Linked DNA regions of Homo sapiens: region 2 is linked to region 1. A link is a loop called in an ENCODE intact Hi-C map of the cell type or tissue named here. Cell type or tissue: endothelial cell of umbilical vein. All regions are shown on one strand. Each heading gives the region's core, and the rest is flanking DNA. Links, peaks and the distances in the headings are about the cores only. Region 1 overlaps ZNF622 (zinc finger protein 622). Region 2 overlaps BASP1-AS1 (BASP1 antisense RNA 1).

Region 1 (8,000 bases), core at 1-8,000:
TTAATTTGCATCTCCCTGATGATGATTACTGCAATCAAGAGGCTTTTTGCATATTCATTGGCCATTTGGATATCTTTTTGTGAGGTATCTGATCAAGCATTTTGTCTATTTTCTTATTAGGTTGTCTGGTTTACTGTTAATAATTTAATGTACACTTTTCCAATTATTTTTTCATGTGTATCTATGAATAGCCTTTGTCAACATTTTTAGGAATATAGAGATTCTTGTGGAACTGCACTGTCCAATATAGTAATTACTGGGTATACCCATATAGCTATTTAAATAAATTGGAAGTTTAATTAAAAATTTAAACATTCAGTTCTTCAGTCAGACTACCTGCATTTCAAAGTTCTGTGCTGGAAAGCTCATGTGATTGCAGTTACTGTATCAGACACAAAGACATATTGATAGAACGTTTTCTGTCATCACAGAGTTCTGTTGGACAGCACTGTTCTATAATTTGTTTTTATAGTGGTTAAATTGAGTATAGCTGCATGTCCAGCTGTACATTCTCCTTCTTCTCTGTTAGACAGCCTTTCTAGGGAAAAACAAATAGAATTCTGTTATATGTCATTTGCTCATTTCTACTACAGACAAAATGCTAACGAGTTGTTTTCTCCCAAAACCTTTTAGCTGGTAGTTCCTACAGCTGCTTCCTCCCCTCTCCCTTTTAGGTAGCTTAGGAAGTTTGCCACATTTGCAAATGAGTTTATGTCTTTTAGTTCAATTTGAGATATTAGTCTATTTATTAGTGCAATTTCTCTGTTATAGGAGTAGCTATCCAGATCACAAGGAAGGGGAGGACCCCAATAAGGCTGAGGAGTTGCCCTCAGAAAAGAACTTGGAATATGATGATGAAACCATGGAATTGATTCTGCCTTCTGGTAAGTGCATTTGTCAAAAATAAATAGCTTAATGCCAGTGGGATTGAGGGAGAAGCATATCTCCATCAATTACTTTCCATACTGAGGGAAATAGACCATAAGCTTAAAGTATATGTTTGGGTTCTCATGTACGGTGTAAACCCTGAAGGTTGCTGCTCAGCTCTAAGTTGCCTGTTTTGTTTAAATTTGATCAGTGTTTCTGTTCATTTCTGGGTTATGATTCAGAATGTTTGATCAGGCATTTCTTTTTTTTTTTTTTTTAGATGTAGACCTTTTCTATTCTGTTCTTTATTTATTTATCTTTTTTGGTCCTGTCTAGGTTTCTCCTGTTAATTGTAACCTTACTGTTATTCTTTGAACTGATTCCTGTTTCCTTTTGTTGCTCAGACTTCCAAATGGTAGTTTGGTGTGGGTGTATCTGACTCATGGTGGAAATTTAGCCACCATGAGGTATGAAAAGATGAAGAATAACCATGAATGTGAGAAGCATACATGGTTGTTTATTGTGTAGGAAGAAAGAATCGTGATTAACTGATAAGAATAGGAGAAGCTACAGAAGACATGTTTGAGAAATGAAAGGGGATGGAAAGGTAGAGATGATAATAAGATCTTAATGTCTGGTATTTACTGAGCAGTTAGCACATTCAGGCAGATGTATTTGTCTTTATAGGCCAACGTGAGTTAGATTCCAGCATCTTCATTTTACATATGAAGCTTAGAGAGGCTGAGTAACTTACCAGGATCACATGCCTAATCAGCAAAGCCTTTTTCCAATATCTGTATACTGCCTTGGGAGATTTGCAGTAACGGTGCAGGCAGGAACAACACACCCTGCTGGTGGAGAGGTCCGCAATGAAGCAGCCTTGTCTTATGGCTTTCCACATAGAATGTCACTGCTTAGGTACAGATGACTATCTTTAGCTCAGAATGATAACCCTGTAAGGCCAAGAGCAGCTTTAGAGTGTGGCAATAGGAGGAAAGGTCAGGCAGAACCTATTTTGAAGATGACAGTTCTTTCTACAGTGATAAGAAGGTTATAATGCAATATATTATTATGGCCTATCTAATACACAGTGGTAAAACCTAAATCCCAGAGAACCTTTTCTAGTCTTTCTCTGGTGACAGTACCCATATAGAACATCAGAAATATGTTTAATAACTTATTTTCCAGAACTGTATGTTTGACTTGTTGTCTCCTTAGCTTCTGCTTCTTAAACGGTAGAATCAGATAACCATAGACCTTAAGTAAATTGAATAAGACAATCCTAGTACAGCAGTGTCTGCCGTGTAGTAGGATCACTATAGTGTTTGCTTCATTTTGCATCTACTTTAGCACAATATATTACAAACCTTAGCATAACGTGAGCATATCTATTCAAGAAATCTAGGATGTTTCAGAGAAGTTTTCATCTAGACTTTAAATTTTTGAAACTTATAAAAAATAAAGAATCCTCAGCTTTGTCCTGGGTGACTGAGTTTTTTAAGGTATCTAAAAAGATACCCATTTTGACCGCCAAAGCCAAGCCCATTTTTGGCTTTGGCTAGCCTTAGAAAGATCTTAGAGAGATCTTCCTCTCCCACATCCAGATGGCTTAGTAACTCCTAAATGTCTTTTGAGTATTTTTGAGTATTTTTTTTTTTGTATTCATTTATCTGTGTCACCATTATACCCTCCTGTCTGGTCATCTCTAATCTGGTTTCCACATGACCACCAAAACATTCTTTCTAAAACACCAGTAGATTTTCTTTACCCTCTGTAGTTCCTCCACTGGGAGCCATTGCCTTTAGGGTAACTTTGAGTTTCTCTCGCTTCTGGTCCCTCAGGTGTGTAGTGCTATTCCTCTACCCCACCCACATACAGTTCTCTTCCTCTGGGTGTTTACATGTGTGGTGCCTCTTTTATTCCTACTTTTCTTGTAAGATTCAACTTATTTAGATTCAACCCTCTGGGAAGGCTTCCTGAACTCATCTTCTGTCCATTTACTGGGTAACAAGAGTCTCTCCCCTGCTGCTGGGACACTAAATCTAGTTACTCAGATTGGACTTCAGTAAAATCAAGCAGGCTATCTCAAAGCTAATGACAAAAAGTATCCACTAGAGGGCACTGTGAGCATTTATTTTGAAGATTGTGGTCTGGCAAGGTTTTTTTGGGTTTCCTTCGTTGCTCTTCAGCTCTTTTGGAGTAAGTTGGTATGAAAGGCCCATTCAATTGGATGTCAGAAATTGTAAGGCCGTTTGTTAAGAAGGAGTGGACATTAGCCTGGTGTGATGGTGTGTGCCTATAGTCTCAGCTAAGGCAGGAGGATCACTTGAGCCCAGGAAGTCAAGAGTCACAAGGCTGCAGTGAGTCATGATCACGCCACTGCACTCCAGCCTGGGTGATAGAACAATATGCTGTCTCCTAAAAACAAAAAAAGAAAAAAAGGAGTGGATGGTCTATAAGTGGCTACTGCTGTGTCAAAAGCTAGATGGACAGGTCGCATGCTTCACCATGACTTAGACATAACCAATCCCTTATTTATTGGGCAGTCACCCTGTGTTCTAGAAAATACTTTTCCTTGATGAGGGCCTTCAAGTGTAGCTGTCCTTAGCCCATCATACGTGGTGCTAATATCAGGTGGTCACTGTCATTGGCACAGGGTAGGGGGAGCTCTGAATGCTATTTTCAGTTCCTTCTTACCAGCTGTTGGAAACCTTGGCATTGAGTAATGAAGCCATTTCAAAGACGCTTTAAAAGGCCAACGTGCTGTAGGATGTGTTTCCACATGTTGCTTAAGAATATAAGTATATTGAATTCTTATGTACTAATGACCAACATTATCACCTTGCAAACCTGGAGCGTCCAGACCTAACGTTACAAATAGAACATCACAGTGAACAATGCTGGAATTTCCTGTAGACCCTCCATTTAAGCTTGTGTTTTATCCATCAACTACATCTCACCTATTTCCTGTGGTCTAAGAGCTTTGTTAACTCTTATGCTGTCAAAACAGTCAGGTTTAGGGAAAATGTTTTTATCCACACTAGTATCCAAAGACCATGTCTTTGAATCGAAAGCTTCTTTTTGTCATCTCTTGAGTATGATGATAAAACAAGCAACTGAAAGTAACTACTTTTCCATATCTGTGTATCAAGCAAATTATTTTCCAGTTATTTTGGCAGGTATAGGGACTTAAAATAACCAAAATAATTTTCTTATGCAAATTGAAAGTCTGGATCCTAAAAGCAAATACAGACTTCCACAATATTTATAGTATCTGGTTCATGGTCTTTTTACACAAAAGATTCTGAAAGAAATGGCTTTACCTAGGTAAATATAAATCTTTCCTGGAAACCGTACACAGGGTTCTACCTAGCCAACTATCCTTTATTCATTTTCAGTGGAAATGGCTTTTTCGTGCCTTATGTATATGCTGTTGTTAAATATCTGCATGGTTATGTCTGTCTGGGAAGATATTTGATTACTTTTGTCCTAATTAATATTCTTGTGAAAGGATAGTGTGTATTTAGTAAGCTTTTAGGTAATGCTGATGACACTGGCTTTGCAATGCTGATGACCACCTTTGGAGAGCCACTGCTCTGAGGGAGCCTGGAATTAGTCATCTCTAAACCCAGCCCCCTTCAGGTCATCTCCCTTGAACTTATGACACATGGGTTGGGACATTTTCCCTAGAAAGGGCCAGAGGTGATCGTTTAGGCTTTGTGTGCAATTCTGTCTCTGCAGCAGCTTCCCACCTCTGCTGTTGTAGCAAGCACCAAAGCATCGAGAGATAATACCTACACAGTTGAGCGTGGCTGTGTGGCAGTAAAACAAACCAAAACAGGCGGTTGGCCAGATTTGGTTCTCTGGCTGTAGTTTGCCACCCCTAGATTAATATATCAGATGTGCCTCACCCTTAAATAAGAACCTTGAATTGTTCCTCCAGTAGATATCTTTACTTACCTCAGGTTTTTATTATTCCAGCTACAGAATTTCCAATTGGTGGCCAATACCTTTGTCCCATAGTTTTTTTTTTTTTTTTTTTTTTGGAGACGGAGTCTTGCTGTGTTGCCCAGGCTGGAGTGCAGTGGTATGATCTTGGCTCACCGCAAGCTCCGCCTCCCGGGTTCACACCATTCTCCTGCCTCAGCCTCCCGAGTAGCTGGGACTACAGGTGCCCACCACCACGCCCGGCTAATTTTTTTGTGCTTTTAGTAGAGATGGGGTTTCACCGTGTTAGCCAGGATGGTCTCGATCTCCTGACCTCGTGATCCGTCCACCTAGGACTCCCAAAGTGCTGGGATTACAGGCGTGAGCCACCGCACCCGGCCCTGTCCCATAGTTTTTTTATTTGAAATATTCAGAGTCTATTTTCTTTTTTCTCACTCTGTTACAAGTTAGTGGGCCTATGAGATAATGAGATATACAATCGTGTTGTAATAACATCAGCATACTTTGAAAATTAAATTTAGAAATTCATTTCTGAAAGCATGATTGACTCACATAGTTTTACCAGATCCTACTAAATAAGCAAAAGCTATAGACAGAATTCAACTTAATCACCTTTTAAAATTCATATTCACCAGGTGATTTCCATCATTTAGGAAGCAATAGGTCAGGGTTACTCAGCCTTGGCACTATTGACATTTTGGACTGAATAATTCTTTGTTATGGGGGGCTGTCCTGTGCATGTAAAGATGTTTAATAGCATCTCTGGCCTCTACCCACTAGGTGCCAGTAGTACCCCTCTAGCTGTAACAACCAAAAATGTGTTCAGTCAGTGCCCAATGTCCCTTGCTGGATAAAATCCCCATTGGAGAATCACTGCAATAGAGAGTTTAAGCAAAGGAAAGGTGGATTGATTTCTATTTTAGATCCTGACTGTGGCTTGTAGTCCCAAACATCAGAACTGCTCTCTGTGCTTAATCTTCTTCATATATATATATATATATATATATATATATATATATATATATAATTTTTATTTATTTATATATATAAAACGCTAAAAATCTCTTATCTCCTAGGCCCCTATTATCTGTATTAGTAGGGGTTTCTATGTGAATTTTTGGGGAGGCATATTGTATGCAAGTAAGTACACAATGCTAAGTTTTTCACTTAACAGTGACTTGTCATTTTCTTTTTAAAAAATCTATTGTTTGGTTTTCTTTTTGTTGCATGCTTGCTTTCTTTCACTTTTTATTTTTATTTTACATGCTGCTTCATCTGTCTTTAGTAGATAGAACAACTGTTTCTTCTGGTACATCGATTTTCCATCTAGATATACTAAAAGATCTGATTTGGAAAGCCCTTGCTTTATAGCTCTGCCTTGAAAAAACTATCCAACTCAGTGTTTCAGTATTGCTCTTTTGAAAAACAGGTGCCAGAGTGGGTCATCGCTCCTTGATGAGATACTACAAACAGCGATTTGGCTTGTCAAGAGCTGTGGCAGTTGCCAAAAATCGGAAGGCCGTGGGCCGAGTACTTCAGCAGTACAGAGCCCTGGGATGGACTGGCAGCACAGGTACATTGATCTTTACAACTACAGACCAGTCTGAGAACTTGTATTTCTAGAAGGGGTCTGGGGAAAGTTGTTTCCATTTATGTTGTCCATGTGGATTCTCTCTAGGGGAAACGTAACGTCTTGGCTCCAGGGACTTCCATTACCACTTGATATGTTTAAGGCAATAAGCCCAAAGTGCTATGACTTAGAAATTTCATATTCCTGGCACAGTGATTTTATATACCATTAACTTTTTCAGAAGATAATAGTTACAAAAAGAATTATTTAGTAATCACCAAAGGTTGAAATTATCCTGGAGGTTATGCAGAGGAATTAGATAGTATCCTAGTGGTTAATAGCTTGAGCTGTGGAGTCAGACGTGACTTATGTGATGTACTTAGAGGTTCTTATATGATGAACATGAGTAATTTAATTAATATAAGCTTCTGTTTCCTCATTTATAAAACAGAGATGATAGTAATAAGACCTACCTCTTAGAGTTGAGTGGGTTGAATGTCATGCATGTGTGATATAGTGCATGCCCATAGTCGAGGTTAGCTATCAGTCCCCTTTTTTGTAATTTTCCCATAGAAAATTTAGCAAAAGTTAGAAGAGTAAAGCATGCCACTGCAATTGTTGAGTTTTGAAACCTCATCAGTATGGTACTCTTTACATCTATTCTGATGTGTCTGCTGGATGAAGCTGGTTATATCCTTAGATCTTCAGGGAAAGCATCTATCCAACTGAGGACTGTGGAGAAAATAAGAGGCGGGCTGCCTTCTGATGGCCTGGGAAGCTCTAGGCAACTAAAATCCATTTGAAAAGGCACTGTGTTTATATGTGGTTTCCTTCACTGTGGCTGCTTGTGAGCTGTGTGGCCACTTGAATCTGGCAGAGACTTGACTTCATCTTACTCTTATCAGGAAGTATTGTCTGACTCGATATATAGCTTCTGCCTTTCTGATTAATGGGGCTTTACCTTTTGGGCTTATAAACTCTTCCAGATGATGAAAACTAAAGCTACTAATCCCAGATAAGTGTATATATACAAAAGTTCTGGTATGCAATTCTGGAGTCCACAGAGACCCCTGAGGCGCATGGCTTAGAGACCCCAAGTTAGCAACTCTGTTTTAAATACAAGAACCTAGTTACCCCAAACTAACCTTTTGAATTCTCTGCCAAGGTTGGATTTTCTCTGATCACAAATAACAGAACTTTGCCTAATTTCTTAACTGCCTTCCAATCATAGGAGCGGCTCTTATGCGAGAGCGAGACATGCAGTATGTCCAAAGGATGAAATCAAAATGGATGCTGAAGACAGGAATGAAGAACAATGCCACCAAGCAGATGCACTTTCGGGTCCAAGTGAGATTCTGAGAGTCTGCTGGGATTGAGCAATCATCTCCTGCCCAAGTTTCCTCCTTGCCCTGAGGACCAGTGAAAGACAGATCATAGGAGAGACCCTTTTGCTGCTACTTCATTCGTTCTGACCTAATAATAAAAGTTAGAACCATATGAGTTTTCAGATGTCGTTTTTGAATAGTGTTGAAAGGTTATGTTTTCACAAGGTAAGTCCTGTGTCTACTGGACCCTGGGACTTGCACTGCTGCCTGACAGTTGCTTCATCGCCTCA
Region 2 (16,536 bases), core at 4,343-12,342, 750 kb before region 1:
AAAATTGTCAGAGGCATTTAAACCCTTGCAACTCCATCTTGAATAGGGGCTGGGCAAAGTAAGGCTGAGACCTACTGGGCTGCGTTCCCAGGAGATTAAGCATTCCAAGTCACAGGATAAGATACAGCAAGGTCTTGGAGACCTTGCTGATAAAACAGGTTGTGGTATAGAAGCTGGCCAAAGCCCACCAAAACCAAGATGACAACGAAAGTGACCTCTGATTGTCCTCATTGCTCCCACCAGTGCCATGACCGTTTACAAATGCCATGGCAACATCAGGAAGTTACCCTATATGGTCAAAAAAGGGGAAAAACCCTCAGTTCTGGGACTTGCCCACATTTTTCCCAGAAAAGTCATGAATAATCCACCTCTTGTTTTAAAAATATGATCAAAAAATAACTATAAGTATCCTCAGCCAAGTAGCCCATGCCGCTGCTCTGCCTACGGAGTACTCATCTTTATTTCTTTACTTTCTTAATAAACTTGCTTTCAATGTACTATATGGACTCACCCTGAATTCTTTCTTGCATGAGATCCAAGAATCCTCCCTTGGGGTCTGGATTGGGACCCTTTCCTGTAACAAACCAATGGTAAAAAGGTGATAGCCTCCTAAGCAGCGAGGGCTTTTTCCATGCAGTGCCTACCTGTTCCTACAGACACCAGGGAGGGGATTATGGCATAGCAAGCTCAGTCTTGGGAAAACAGTCCTCGATTCCTTGGCTACCCTTCCCCCATTGTCACCCGTTAAACCAGTCAGAGAACAAGTTACCTTAAAATGGCACAAAGAATGTTGTAGAACAATTAATCACATGGCTCCACCTTTGAATAATGGAGACTGTAGAGGTCCTAGTGTTAAATAGTGTGTGCTGCGTCCACTCCTCAGCACCACCTGCTTCTACTCTCAGATCAGCCCTTACCATAATTAGAATATTTCTACTTTAACTTCAGTGCAAGGAATGGTGCCCGAAATAAATTGGTAAGTGCAAAAGCAAATTGCTAACCAGAATGCAAAGGATGCACATTTTTACTATAAGTAAATACATTAAGGGATGCTGCTTTGCCTACTTCTCTAAAGTGCAAATACGGACCAAATTCCAGTGTCTACCTAACTCTGCTTTTTGATAAACTCCCTAAGACTCCCAAACAGATACCATAACCCTCTTGCATTTCAAGCCTAGGAATCTCCTACTCAGATAAGTTCAACTCAGTGTCAGAATGATTTCTTTCCACAGGAAGAAAGTAAGTGATAAGAAATAAGAGAGCCGGGTTTGAACAAACAAGCAAGACCCAACTACTGTGTCAGTAGTTTTAAGGGAAACGGAAGGGCATGTATGAAAATGTGGTAGATGAACACATGATGTAGCAAGGTACTTGACGCGACAAGGAAATCATGGTCACCGTCTTGAAGCCTCAGTGTTCCTGGAAAAACTTGGACAGAAAAAGAAAAGCAATTTCATGGTAATTAAGGTATTAGTTTTATCAAAATCAAACACAAGGGAAGTTGTCAAAAACAACTTCTTAGATGCCTCTAGCAAGTTCCTGAACAGTATGTAGAGACTGTCCCATTGATGTTATAAACAAAAACATGGGAAAATACCCCAGACTGCTAAGAGTGGATCTCGCCGGGCACTGGTGTCATTTCAGAGGTGGGATAGAGGACAGCTTAGCTTTCATTCCATGTTATAACATTTTATGTTGAACAAATGTTTTTGCAATGACCATTTGTTACTTTGGTAATCAGAATATACAATTTTAGGAGTTGCTCAGGATTCCTGTTCAGGGCTAAGAAATCCCTGCCTTCTTATCAACTTTCCCTGGGCTGTTTTTTGGGCTTTGTGTTTGTTTGTTTGTTTTGTCTTGTTTTGTTTTGAGATGGAGTCTCACTCTAACTCAGGCTGGAGTGCAATGGCACTATCTTGGCTCACCGCAACCTCCGCCTCCCTGGTTAAACAATTCTCCTGCCTCAGCCTCCTGAGTAGCTGGGATTACAGGCACTCACCACCACACCCGGCTAATATTTGTGTTTTTAGTAGAGACTGGGTTTCGTTATATTGGCCAGGCTGGTCTCAAACTCCTGACCTCAGGTGATCCGCCTGCCTCGGCCTCTCAAACTGCTAGGATTACGGGCGTGAGCCACCAAGCCCGGCCCCCCTGGACTCTTTTTAACACCATACATCTGCTTTCTGCGTCTTTCTGCTTCTTCATCTTACAATGAGTGACGCCATGTGAGTCAAGAATGGGGCCAAAACCCTAGCACTTCTCCTTTGACTTCGTTGCATTATTTCCACTCATTCTGACCTCAGAGCAAATAGAAAGATATTCCACCCCTGGTGCAGGTCTCCAGTTCACTTCTAGTGCAAAGGAAACTCCTCTCTAGCTTTATTCATGTTGAGGTCATTGATCAAATGACTAGCGCTTACAGGAAAAGAACGTTTTAGCCTACAGTTAGCCCCTACCTTCTCCATTCATATATTAACCTTTTTGTATTGATGAGCCCATAACACTAATACAAAGTTCTGTTTTTCATATGACATTGTTTTTTGTGTTCTTCTCAGTATCTCTGAATGATCTTCTATGACACAGCATTGCTGCTGAATCAGGGCTATGCTGATTTTTATGACTTTTGCTCTTCAATAAAATTAAACAAATTCAGTGCAACCAAGAGCCTCAACACCAAGGCATCCTAAAACTTTTTTTTTTTTTTTGGTAGAAATGGGGTCTCACTTTATTGCACAGGATGGTCTCAAACTCCTGGCTTCAAGCAACCCCCCCGCCTCAGCCTCCCAAGGTGCTGAGATTGCAGGCTTGAGCCACCATGCCTGACCATTACAACTTTTTTTTATTTTTTTGAGACAAAGTCTCTCTCTCTGTCGCCAGGCTGGAGTGCAGTGGCGCGATCTCGGCTCACTGCAACCTCCATCTCCTGGGTTCACGCCATTCTCCTGCCTCAGCCTCCCAAGTAGCTGGGATTATAGGCATCTACCACCACACCTGGCTAATTTTTTTATTTTTAGTAGAGATGGGGTTTCACCATGTTGGTCAGGCTGGTCTCGAACTCCTGACCTCAGGTGATCCACCTGCCTCCGCCTCCCAAAGTGCTGGAATTACAGGCGTGAGCCACCATGCCCAGCCTAAATTTCTTAAAGTCAATTTTTTCATGTATATTTTTACTAGAGATAAATAAATTTTCTCGTCAGGCCACATATTATATTGATGCGGTTTGGCTTTGTGTCCCCATCGAAATGTCATCTTGAATTGTAATCCCCAGGTGTTGAGGGAGGGACATGGTGGGAGGTGACTGAATCATGGGGCGGTTTCCCCCATGCTGTTCTTGTGTTAGTGAGTGAGTTCTCATGCGATCTGATGGTTTTATAAGTGTTTGGTAGTTCCTCTCTTGCTCTCTCTCTCTCCACTGCTGCCATGGAAGACGTGCCTGCTTCCCCTTCCATCATGATAATACGTTTCCTGAGGCCTCCCCAGCCATGCAGTACTGTGAGTCAATTAAACCTCTTTTTATAAATTACCCAGTCTCAGGGAAGTTCTTTATAGCAGTGTGAAAATGAACTAATAAATATATCAACCTCCAAAGGGCAGAGACCATCATATAATTCTTCCAAAGTGTTTTTCTAAGAAGGTAAAAATAATGTTGTCCAGACAGGCAACTTTGTGCTGGAGTTGACAGTGAGATTCTCCCTCCATGGGCTGGAGGGTGGAGGGAAGGAGCTGGAAGCTTGTCCTTGGTCCGTGTCAGGATTTCCACTGGGGAAGGAAGGTCTCTTCAAAACATACACATCTCAGTTTCTGATTCTGCCTCCCTTCTTGCGTCTCAAGCAGAGCTTTTCAACCTGGGGACCCCAGTCTCCTGGGGGATTTTGGACAGATATTAGGGAGTTCTTGCCCCCCTCCACCCAGATTTCTTTCACTAAATGCCAGACATTTTGGGTTGAACTTTAAACAAATACTGAAGAACAAAAATTGATTTTTCAAGTATTGTGTTGGCAGAAAAACAATAAGAAATATTTGTATTTTAAGGGCCTCCTCCTCTTCCTCCTCCAGCTTCTGAGTTTAAGACCTTGGTTTATATTTGGCCACCATTTTTCTTTCTTTCTTTCTTTCTTTCTTTTTTTTTTTTTTTTTTTTTTTTTTGAGACAGAGTCTCTCTCTCTCTCTCTCTGTCACCCAGGCTGGAGTGCAGTGGTGCGATCTTGGCTCACTGCAACCTCCACCTCCTGCGTTCAAGCAATTCTTCTGCCTCAGCCTCCCAAGTAGCTGGGACTACAGGCATCACTATGCCTGGCTAATTTTTGTATTTTCAGTAGAGACAGGGTTTCGCCATGTTGGCCAGACTGGTCACAAACCCCTGACCTCAGGTGATCCACCCCCATCAGCCTCCTAAAGTGCTGGAATTACAGGCATGAACCACAGCATTATGGCCACCATTTCTGCCTGGAAGGGCACGGTGGGACTCTAACAATGGACACCCCACGTCTTGTTAGTAGCTATTTCAAATCTTCTGAAGGATGAGAAGACTTAAAATCTATTCTCTTAGCAATTTTCAAGTATGCAATATATTGTTACTAGTTGTAGTCACTATATGAGGCCATGTCTATGTTAAATAGTTTCATGTAGTCATTTCACATTTTCTGTATACATCTATCAAAACATCATGTCGTATACATCATAAATATATATAATTTTACTTTTCAATTTTAAAAATTCATTAATAATAAAATTAAAAATCCTATTAAAAAAACCTGTTCAAGGGCCTGCAAATTGCTGGGGGGAAGCGCAAGAGGCAGGAAGCACAGAGAAAGGAAGAGGCAACCTGGGCCAGGAGGAGGGCAGTTGTTCCCCAGCAACCCCCTGGATCCACACAGAGGCACCCTAAGTGGCTCCTGGGGAACACCGGGAGGAGATCCGAACCGGAAGACCAGGGACCTGACACCTGCACCTGACCTCAGGTGATCCACCCACCTTGGCCTCCCAAAGTGCTGGGATTACAGGTATGAGCCACCACGCCGGACCCTGACTTTTTTTTTTTTTTTTTTTTTTTTTTTTGAGACAGAGTCTCGCTCTGTAGCCCAGGCTGGAGTGCAGTGGCGTGATCTCAGCTCACTGCAACCTCCACCTCCCAGGTTGTAGCAATTCTCTTGCCTCAGCCTCCAGAGCTCCTTCTTGGATGGGGATGCTGAAGACCCCACCTGAGGGTGGGGAAGTGGAATTAGCCTAAAGGACATATGTAACTACTGGTATAAAAAATGCCACCCACTGCATAAACTTGTGTTTGTCACTATATTTTTTTTTCTTTTGGTGGGTTGGCGGGGGACAGAGCCTCACTCTGTTGCCCAGGCTGGAGTGCAGTGGTGCAATCTTGGCTCACTGCAGTCTCCGCCTCCTGGGTTTCAGCGACCCTCCTGCCTCAGCCTCTGGAGCAGCTGGGATTACAGGCGCCCACCACCACGCCCGGCTGATTTTTTTGTATTGTTAGTAGAGACGGGGTTTCGCTGTGTTGGCCAGGCTGGTCTCAAACTCTTGACCTCCGGTGATCCACTCACCTCAGCTTCCCAAAGTGCTGGGATTACAGGTGTGAGCCACCAGGCCCAGCCATGTCATTATATTTCTTAATGTTGTCATTAACTGATAATCTCAAAAGTACTGACTTTTTTTTTTTGGGCAGTCTCTCTCTCTGTTGCCCAGGTTGGAGTGCAGTTGCTCGATCTTGTCTCACTGCAACCTCCACCTCCTAGGTTCAATCGAGTCTCATGCCTCAGTCTCCCAAGTAACTGGAATCATTTTTAGTAGAGACACGGTTTCACCATGTTGGCCAGGCTGGTCTCAAACTCCTGACCTCAGGTGATCCACCCGCCTTGGCCTCCCAAAGTGCTGGGATTACAGGTGTGAGCTGCCACCACGCCCGACCCTAACTTTTTTTTTTTTTTTTTTCAGACGGAGTCTTGCTCTGTCGCCCAGGCTGGAGTGCAGTGATGGATCTCGGCTCACTGCAACTTCTGCCTCCCGGGTTCTAGCAATTCTCCTGCCTCAGCCTCCCGAGTAGCTGGGATTACAGGCGTCTGCCACCACGCCCAGCTAATTTTTTGTATTTTAGTAGAGACGGGGTTTCACTGTGTTGCCCAGGCTGGTCTCAAACTCCTCAGGTGATCCTCCTGCCTTGGGCTCCCAAAGTGCTGGGATTACAGGCATGAGCCACGGCACCTGGCCAACATATTTTTTTAAGAACAGTTGAAAACTAAGTTTAAGCACAGAGTCCATGCCTTCAGAAATACAGAGTCTGATAGAGATGCTGATAATCTAGAGCAGAAGTCAGCAAAATTTTTCATAAAGGGTCAAATAGTGAATATATTTTGCTTTGAAAGCCATGAGATTTCTGTTGACACTACCCACCACTGCCACTGTATCAGGATGCAGCCACAGACAATGTGTCAACAAATGGACATGGCTATGTTCCAATAAAACTTTATTTACATAACACCTAGCAGGTCACTCTTGACACAAGGGAAGCAGTTTGCCCATTCCTGATCTGTATCATTAATAATTTGCTTCTGCTAAAATCACTCCTAAACTATAATAATGTGAGTTTGAAGGTTCCTTTCAAATAACTCAAATTGCTTTAATATGTATTATCTTATCTACCTTAGGAAATTATCTGGGAGCAACAAATAAATGGAGAAAAAAGAGTTCTCTAATTTTTTAACATGTCATATACAGAATTTCATGTGAATATTTCCACATTCTCAAATCATTATTTTTTCTTTTCACTAAGGTTAACTCTGTACATTCTTTCATGTATTTAAATACATTTCATTGTTTTTTTCATCCACTCAAAACATTTATGACATAAGGTGATGACATTTGAATTTAATCCCAATTTCCATTAGGAGAGGCTTATACTCCCTTCTGAGGTTTATTTTATTTTAATCTCATGAATTTCACAATATCCTAGTAATTGAAATATAGCTTGAAATATCTGCCAATGTAATCTGGAATTATCTCCTTGTAGAGAAGCAAAATGGGGGGAAGAAAGCAAGTAATGTCAGTCAACTAAAAGGCATAGAGATAAAAGGAAATGAAATAGGAAGCAGAATAAATGCCAGGTTTAGTGCACGACATTTTTCTGAATGGGACATTTTTTAACATTCTACAATATAATACTTTTACCTCATGATATAGGATAGCAGATGAATCCTGGCTAAATGAATAGATGCAGATGTATTTTCAGTTATCTTAGATTAATTCCTGAAGACTGCAGTTTAATAATTCTGAGTCTGAATTTCATTTTTATTATATCACTACATGTTGAGAACCCTTCAAAAGTTTGTCTAGTTCAATTCTAAAATTCAACTGAGGCTGGGCACAGTGGCTCATGCCTGTAATCTCAGCACTTTGGGAGACCGAGGCGGGCAGATCACCTGAGGTCAGGAGATCGAGACCAGCCTGATCAACATGGTGATACCCTGTCTGTACTAAAAATACAAAAATTAGCCAGGCGTGGTAGTGCATACCTGTAGTCCCAGCTACTTGAGAGGCTGAGGCAGGAGAATCACTGGAATCCAGGGGCAGAAGTTGCAGTGAGCAGAGATCGCACCACTGCACTGAAGCCTGGGTGACAGAGCGAGATTCCATCTCAAAAAAAATTAAATTAAATTAAATTCAGTTGAAACAACAATGTTTTGAAAAGCTTTTTAAAACACTCTTTAAAATTTAGAACTGAAAGAAACCATGTCCAAAAATACACAGCCAAGTCCCCTCCCACATTCGGGGTAGGTATTGATAACCAATCAATATCAATCAATCAAAGCATTCTTTCTGTGGCTAAAAAGTATTTCGTAATACTATGCCCCAGATTCTACTGCCAGTTAATCTGATCTCACCCCAAAGCTGATATGTCATTGTCATCTGCACTGTAGTCCAATTTCTTCATGTTATAAATTGAAAATCTAAGACATATTGAGGTTAAAGGATCTTCTCAGTGCCAAAGATGCTGCTCCAGTCAGTTCAACGCCTTTCTGCTTCTGTTTTTGCAATACCAGATTGCCCCTACACCAGGAGGGGATGGGGTGGCCACTATGGCAACATGAATTTTAAACATATGCAAACTAAACATAATTTGAGTCACCTACTAAACACTGGAAACGATTCCTGAGTGCTGGGAATTCAGCAACAAACAGGGCAGACGCAAGGCTTGCAGGCATAAGAGGTAAAAAGAATAAGGTCACTCCAGATAGTGCTTCCTCTCAGGAGGGGCCGCTTTCTAATGAACGCTTGTGGAAGGTGTGTAGGAGGAGGAGAGCTGAGCCATGAGAGCCAGCCCTGCGATCATGAGGAGAGGATGGTAGTGGGTACAGGGTGCCGCTAGTTGAGAGCCACAAAGGCTTGCTGGAAGGAGGCAAGGGCAGCAGTCTGCTGTGTTCAGTGCTGAGAGATAGAGTGGGGTGAGGACCCAGGGGCGCTTTGGGGATGGGAGTGGTGTGTGGCGCTGGCTGGACAGGTTCCAGGGGAGTGGTGGTAACAGATGCCCTGGGCTAAGGTGAGTGGAGGGGAATGGAGACAGTGAACACAGACGAAACTTTCCAGAAGTTTTATTGATTGTGACAGGAAGCAGAGAAATGCAGCATTAGCTAGAGAGAATTTTGGATTAAGGAAAAGGTTTTGTAATGAAGGCTTTTGAGAGCGTGTGTATATGCTGATAGGTATACAAGGGCCAGGGAGCTGAATGTTGGAGGAAGAGGAGCCAGATACAGATGCAAAGTCCTTGAGTCCTTGAGTCCTTGAAAAGGCAAGGTGTGTTTGGGTGCAGGGAATAGAAACAGGAAAGGGATGGGCTTTATAGGAACAGGGGTATTTTGCCTACCTACAGAATGAAGAATGATAGGGAAGAGGGGCTCCCATGTAGGTAGGCTATTAGGTTAAGAGGCTGATGAAGGTGGGATACGTTTCCAAATACTAACTTAGATACACATGTTCTTATGCTATGAGACATAAACTCCAGAATAGTGTGGCTCCTAGTCCATTTCATTCACTGCTGTAAGCTCAGAGCCTAGAACAGAGCGTGGTGACTGTGACATTAGACACTCAATAAGTATGTGTGGAAGCAAAGGCACTGCAGAGCCCTGGTTTTGCCAGTCTGGTTTTCCAAATAACCACAAGGTGGCAGGCTTGTTCAAAAAAAAACAGTATCGCTTACTTGGCTAATTTCTACTGTGTAATAAGTAATAAGCCCAGTATGACTTTTAAGTGAATTTTTTTTTTTCTAGATGGAATCTCGCTCTGCCGCCAGGCTGGACTGAAGTGGCGCAATCTCGGCTCACTGAAACCTCTGCCTCCTGGGTTCAAGCGATTCTCCTGCCTCAGCCTCCCGAGTATCTGGGACTACAGGCACGTGCCACCACGCCCAGCTAATTTTTGTATTTTCAGTAGAGACGGGGTTTCACCAAGTTGGCCAGGATGGTCTTGATCTCTTGACCTTGTGATCCACCCGCCTTGGCCTCCTAAAGTCCTGGGATTACAGGTGTGAGCCACCGCGCCCGGCCAGGATTAGTTCTTTGTTCATCCCAAATGTTTACTTGCTGTCCACATGTGGCAAAAACAGCTTCTTTCCAGTGATGATCAGTCCCAGTGTCCGCCGCCTTCTTAATACCATATGCAAAAGGACTTCCCCTTCTCCATAGCCTGAGCCCTCCAATTCCCACTGCTTCACAGTCCTGTCATCACCAACAGTAAAAAAAAAAGAACTCCCAGCCGGGCGCGGTGGCTCACGCCTGTAATCCCAGCACTTTGGGAGGCGAAGGCAGGCAGATCACGAGCTCAGAAGATCGAGACCCTCCTGGCTAACACGGTTAAACCCCATCTGTGCTAAAAATACAAAAAATTAGCCGGGCGTGGTGGCGGGCGCCTGTAGTCCCAGCTACTCGGGATGGTGAGGCAGGAGAATGGCATGAACCCGGGAGGCAGAGCTTGCAGTGAGCCGAGATCGCGCCACTGCCCTCCAGCCTGGGCGACAGAGCGAGACTCCGTCTCAAAAAAAAAATTAAAAAATAAGAAAAGTCCCACAAAAGTGAGGACATATTCCTCGTACAAAGCCTTCATGTGCTTGTATTGTACGGACACATTTCCGTTGAGTCAGGTTCCAGATTCTAACCTCTCCATCACATGGCCCAGAAAGGACAGGAGCCAGGCTCCTTGGATGCTTTGCCAAGCAATTGACTCCGTCTCAGTGACCATTCAGGGAAAAAGGAATGGTTTTGCAAATACTCTTTCCAGTTTGACAGCATTTAAAGCTCTTAAGTATTCTCGTGGGACCGCAGAAGGATGTAGGGTAGGATCATAGTTTCTGGGAAGTCTGTAAATCCAACTTGCTTTCACAGACATAGTTATCCGGGTTCCAGCTCAGCATCTTCACCTTCCTCTTGGTTGTTCTTCCCGCCAAACTCCACGAGCTTTTCATTCCGGGTTCCTATTTTCTCGTAGAAATGATTTCCCCTGAAAATAACAATACTTACTGCCTCTCAGCTATTTCTTACATTTGGCAAATTTCAAAGTCACATGAGAAATGTAAAACACTAGAGAATCCCCCATATGAAACAGGATCTTCTCTGAGATCACCTAAGGTGTCTGGACTCTTGATTTTAGAATCTGAATTTCATTTGTATAAGTCAGATAAGATTCCATCGGCTGTTTTTGTTTTGCTCTTTTTTTGTTTTTTGTTTTGTTTTGTTTTGTTTTTGTTTTTTTAGACACGGTCTCACTCTGTTGCCAGGCTGGAGTGCAGTGGTGCGATCTCGGCTCACTGCAACCTCCGCCTCCCGGGGTTCAAGTGACTCTCCTGCCTCAGCCTCCTGAGTAGCTGAGACTACAGGCATGCGCCACCACGCCTGGCTAACTTTTGTAATTTTTGGTAGAGACAGAGTTTCACCATGTTGTCCAGGCAGGTCTCCTGACCTCAACCAATCCGCCAGCCTCAGCCTCCCAAAGTGCTGGGATTACAGGCGTGAGCCACCGCACCCAGCCTTAGATTGGCTCTTTTGAAAAGAAATCTCTTGGTGTTTTTCCTTATAGAGAATTTCTTAATATTTTTTTCCCCTAACTACACCCTGGGATATTGAAAATTCAGGTGAAAATTAATTTTTGTTCTTTTTTTAAAATTGGCATATAGGCCGGGGGGTGGTGGCTCACGCCTATATGCCGGGCTCCCAAAGTGGCTCAGCACTTTTGAAGGCTGAGGCGGATGGATCACCTGAGGTCAGGAGTTCAAGACCAGACTGGCCAATATGGTGAAACCCCATCTCTACTAAAAATACAAAAATCAGCTGGGTGTGGTGGTGGGCGCCTATAATCCTAGCTACTCGGGGGGCTGAGGCATGAGAATCGCTTGAACCCAGGAGGCGGAGGTTGCAGTGAGCTGAGACTGCACCACTGCACTGCAGCCTGGATGACAGAGCTAGACTCTGACTCAAAAAAAAAAGTGATATATAGGGTTTGATTCTGATGCTTCTGTGTGATTATGTCCCTGACACTGTATTTTTGTTCTGTTTTGCTTTGCTTGCATTTGAATTAGATAAAATCTATATAGTCTTTTAGGTGTTCAAATCAATTGCTTCCTTTATAGAGTTTGAGAATTGGACGCCATCCTTACCCTGCTTCATTTTCCTCACCAGTAGAGTGGGAGAATAGCAGTATCTATCTGTGGGGGGTTGTATTACCCAAAACATTTGTTGCCCCTCCCTGGTGGAGGACTGTGCTTTCCCCATCCACTGATGTCGCACGTGGCCATGGGATTTGAGATGCCCTTCCAAGTAGTAGGATAAAACCTCCCTGGCCCATTGAGGTCAGGAGGGACCCTGTGACTTGCTTTGGCCATTGAATTGCGGGGAGATGTGATGTGTTTCACGTCTGAACAGAAGTTCAAGAACTAGCTCCTGGCTTGCCATCACTCCTTTCCTTTTGCCAATCTCCACCCACGTACTGCACTTGCTTCCATGACACAGCCCCATGACGGACACAGCATGTGGGCAAGAAGTAAACATGAATGGCTATGAGCCTCTGAGATCTGGGGACTATTTTTTAACTGAGGCATTACTTAGTCCAAGTTAACTGATACAATATATGGTGACTGTGAGAATAAGTGAGCTCATATCTGTAAAATCCTTAGCCCCATGTGTGGTATATCTTAAGCAACGAATACATATTATTAATATCCTTGATCACTATTCATTCATTCAATTTATCTGCCATATTGAGGATAAAAGCCCATGTAAAACTATCTAATTTCCCTTACAAAGTGTTGGCATAATTCAGAGGTTTAAAATGAGATTTAGAGTCCAATAAAGAGGTTACGATATCCTCTCCATGGAAAGCAGTGAGAAGTGCAGAGGACAAAGTGCCAATTCATGGGACGCATGTGCTCCAGAATATGTCTCGGGCCACTAGCAGTAATTTCCCTGGCACTGCAACTCTGCCTTCGTGGCCTTTTATAGTTCAGAAGGTACACATTTCTTTGACTGCTCAAAACAACCAGTAAGAAGAAATCACTCAACCTAAGATACTCTTAAATTTTGATTCAATTATATTGAATGATTATCTTCTTCCACTTATGATAGTGAGTTCTTGGCACCTAGGAAAGGCAAATGCACACACCCCTATCTGTGCTAGGGAAGGGTAAAAGAGCCAGGCCTATTTGGTGCCAAATTAGAATTATTTTGATATCTCCTTGACGTAGCTGAATGTCAAAAATGCAGATGCATTCTAAGGTCCCAAAGAATGCAAATGTACTTTCAAATTGATGTCAACTTAGTGCTTTTCATACAGTTTTGAATATTTGCATGTTAACAAAAACGTCCTGAGTGATGTCGATTCTGAACTGCAGTTCCCACCGATTCTTTCCACCCAGATCAAGCACCACAGACTCCACCCATTCAGATAATTCACAGCAATATTCCTTCATTTGGGCCCTTGAGTGAAGAAGAAAGCAGTTTACACTGTAATTCTTTCACTGGAGGGTCTGAAAGCCTGTCACCTACAGAAATCCTCCAAGGCCCAGGACTTAGAGGCAGGGGTTCCCTCCAAATCATTCAAGAGGCAAGCACCTCCAAGCTCCCTGATTCCCACCCTTGTCTGGAAACACGTCTGGAGAAACTGACTCCAAGTGGCGCCAGTCCATTTGTTTGTTACTGATAAGCACAGAGGAGGGAGATTGAGGCGCAGACCTGAAAATGGGGAAATTAACCTTAGTCAGCCAACTGATGTGAGCGTGCCTATTCCATTTTCCACAATCTGATCCCAGAAGTCTGTAACCAGGAAAATACCCACCAATAGGATACTGGAGGCTTCTCTGGAGACCAGGTTCCCTAATGAAGAGGCCAGCTGGCTCTCTAGCCAAAATGAGTTTTGCACCTACTGGGAAACCCACTTTTTCACAAGCTCTGCCTAAACTTGCAAATTGCTTTTATGTATTTTAGTCTTAATTATAAAAGGACAGCCAAGGATTGCCAGGTATTTAAGAAAACTTGCAGTTGGGTGCGGGGACTCACGCCTGTAATCCTAGTACTTTGGGAGGCCAAGGCAGGTGGACCACTTGAGGTCAGGAGTTCGAAACCAACCTGACCAATATGGCAAAACCCCGTCTCTACTAAACACACACACACACACACACACACACACAAAATTAGCGGGGCATGGTGGCAGGCGCCTATAAGGCTGAGGCAGGAAAATGGCTTGAACCCAAGAGGTGGAGGTTGCAGTGAGCCAAGATTGCACCATTGCACTCCAGCCTGGGCAACAAGAGTGAAACTCCATCTCAAAAAAAAAAAAAAAAAGAAAGGAAAACTTGCAACCTGAGCTAAAGAAGTCTGGCGGGAAGGACTCCAAAGGAAATAAATGATACAGGAACTGGAGATATATATACATAATATCAATACCCTCAGAGCTATTAAAGAAGAAAGTATCCTCATAAAATAAGGACAAGAAAACATGAAACAAGTTCAGAAAGCAAGAGAAATTCCTTGTAAATTAACAATGTGATAACCAAGATATAAATTTCAGTAGAGGATTAGAATACAATATGGAAGAAATGCTAGAAAGGAAAATGGAAATATCAAGAAATAGAAAACAGGAGTGAAAAGAAGAGGCAGAGATTCAAAACAAGAGGACCAACATTTCTGAAATTCCAGAAAAAGAACAGAAGAGAAGAAATTATCAAAGAGATTGTGGCAAACTTTTCCCAGAACTGAGGATCACAAGTCTCTGAATTAAAAAGGCACACTCTGTGCCAAGCCCAATGAATGGATAAAAAGATCATAAGAAAGCACACCATCTTGAAATCTCAGGACCCTGGAGATAAAGAAAAGATACAGAAGACTTCCAGAGAGGAAACAAACAAATGGAATCAGGAATCAGAATCGCCATACTAGATGTAAAAAGATAAAGACTTTCAAAATTCTAAAGGAAAATTGCTCTCAATCTAGATTTTTTTTTTTTTTTTTTTTTTTTTGGATACAGGGTCTTGCTCTGCCACCCAGCCTGGAGAGCAGTGGCATGATCATGGCTCACTGCAGCCTCGACTCTCCCAGGCTTAGATGATCCTCCCCCCTCAGCCTCCTGAGTAGCTGGGACCATAGCATACCACCATGCCTGAATAATATTTTGTACTTTTTGTAGAGATGGGGTTTTGCTATGTTGCCCATGCTGGTCTCAAACTCTTACACTCAAACAATCTGCACACTTCAGTCTCCCAAAGTGCTAGGATTACAGGGATAAGCCATTGCACCTGGCCAGTCTAGTATTTTATACCCAACCAATCTATCCATCCAAAGAAAGGATAGAATAGACATATTCAGACTTTTAAAGACTGTCAGAATGAGGGTCAAAGCCAAGGAGAAGAGAGACATAGAATCAAAAAGGAGGGTGTCCAACACAAGGGAGCATCAGAAGGAAGTCCCAGAATAACAACAGCACAGCCAATCCAGACAAGAGCTGGTCCAGGTCAGATCAATTAAACCAAAAGATTATGATGCATTTGAGAATTTGGAAACTAATACTGATAAGACACTTGGAAATAAGAAGTAATTACACTTTCAGAGACAACATAACACATAAGAAAAGGTGGCAACTTCAGGAAAAACAAAAGTTTGTAAAAAGGAATCAGTTCATATACCTTACTTGGCTCAGTGGTAAACCATATTTATATAGTCATAACAATGTAAATCCTGACTAGTAATTTAACGACAAATTACAACATATTGGGAAAATGCAAGGCTGAAAAAGCAGGGAAGGGGAGATGAGAGGGAGAGCTATCAGAACACCCTATGCTTATATCGCATAACAGAAATTCAGTAAACAATGTCTACATGTGACAAATCAAAAATTAGAAAAAGAGCAGTAAAATATAGAGGAACTTGCCAGGAAAACCAACTAAGTATTGGAAGGCCATACCCCTAAGGAAAGCAAAAAGAAAGATGGGAAGGAATGAGTAGGGAATGGTGTTTTCCATTATAAGCTCTTTTGTACTGATAACGTTTTAAATTACATATACATATTACCTTGATTTTTTAAGTTAATTTTTTAAAAAAGAAATAGAAAACATAGTTCATCATCAAGGAATTACCAGTCTAGCTGGGGAGATACGACACCAGCATGTAAAAAGAGAATAAGAATAATACAAGTTTAAGTTTTAAGGACAAAAAAAGAACACAATTCACCAGGCAGTTTGACTAATTGCCAAAAAAAATAATTCCAGAGTCAGAGAGAGAAGAGCTCGTTGCTGCCTTGAGGTTACAGGGGAAGACTTTGTGGAGTGGGAAGATCTGCCCTGGGTTTCCTTGGGAAGGCGGAACTTTACTTACACAAGGCAAAGTCAGGCCAAAGAATTCTTAGACGCAAACACAACACATGCTGAGAGGGAGGACAGTGAGCAATCCGTTTGGACTGAATTGCTAATTGCTTTTGTCCAATTTGGGTCCTACAGGAGCTGTTCAACCATCCAACCAGGAAGGGTCGATGGAGTCCAGGCTCCAAAAGGTCTTAGAAGTCAGGTTAAAAAGTTTTTGAGTATTCCCCAAAGAGATGCAGGTCCACACTGAAGGTGCACAAAATGACAGACAGCAAGAGCACGTTGGGCCTTCTGTTTTGTCAACATTAATTATAGCAATTGACATTATATCTTCATTCAGCCTGTATGTAAGATGGTCAGTGAGTGTATGAATCTATCCCAAGGTGGTGTGCGTGACGGGAGCGAGGATAAGTTTATACACACACTGACCATCTCACAAACAGGCTTTCCCACCCCTTACTTCCCATGTATTGTCCTGTTTCGCAGTACACGTGGCTCATGTGTTAGCTTAATTAACCCTCAAAAAATGGACAAGTGGCTTAAAAAGACTCCTGGAAATAAATTACAGATTGAACTTAATATTAGTACTAATAGAGCAAGAACAGACAAGCAACAGGAAATCTGCAGAGCCGACTCACCTATGTCTCAGCCTGAGCTAAAAGCAACATGGGCCAGGTGCAGTGGCTCACGACCAA

The links. Peaks named below come from ENCODE experiments on the same cell type or tissue, not always from the same donor. Only the 100,000 strongest peaks of a DNase experiment are listed, where the experiment ranks them.
Region 2: a loop joins it to region 1, with 18 times the contacts of the local background. A loop is called at or near these places in 9 of 110 quality-filtered maps.

The regions. Positions count from the first base shown.
Region 1 is chr5:16,451,401-16,459,400 of GRCh38, reverse strand. It overlaps ZNF622 (zinc finger protein 622), which reads left to right. Exons shown (of 6, transcript NM_033414.3): 4 at 772-884; 5 at 6,245-6,388; 6 at 7,617-7,882. The coding sequence ends at 7,744. Among named protein-coding and RNA genes, the nearest start is that of ZNF622, 10 kb to the left of the region's middle. In endothelial cell of umbilical vein, for the core only: a CTCF peak has its summit at 3,003 (motif pointing right); a DNase peak (open chromatin) is centred at 2,980; H3K27ac peaks cover 1,355 bases.
Region 2 is chr5:17,196,158-17,212,693 of GRCh38, reverse strand. All of the region lies in intron 1 of BASP1-AS1 (BASP1 antisense RNA 1), which reads left to right. It also overlaps the pseudogene DCAF13P2. Among named protein-coding and RNA genes, the nearest start is that of BASP1-AS1, 13 kb to the left of the region's middle. RefSeq lists a silencer at 9,138-9,217. In endothelial cell of umbilical vein, for the core only: a CTCF peak has its summit at 9,157 (motif pointing right); a DNase peak (open chromatin) is centred at 9,173; H3K27me3 peaks cover 549 bases.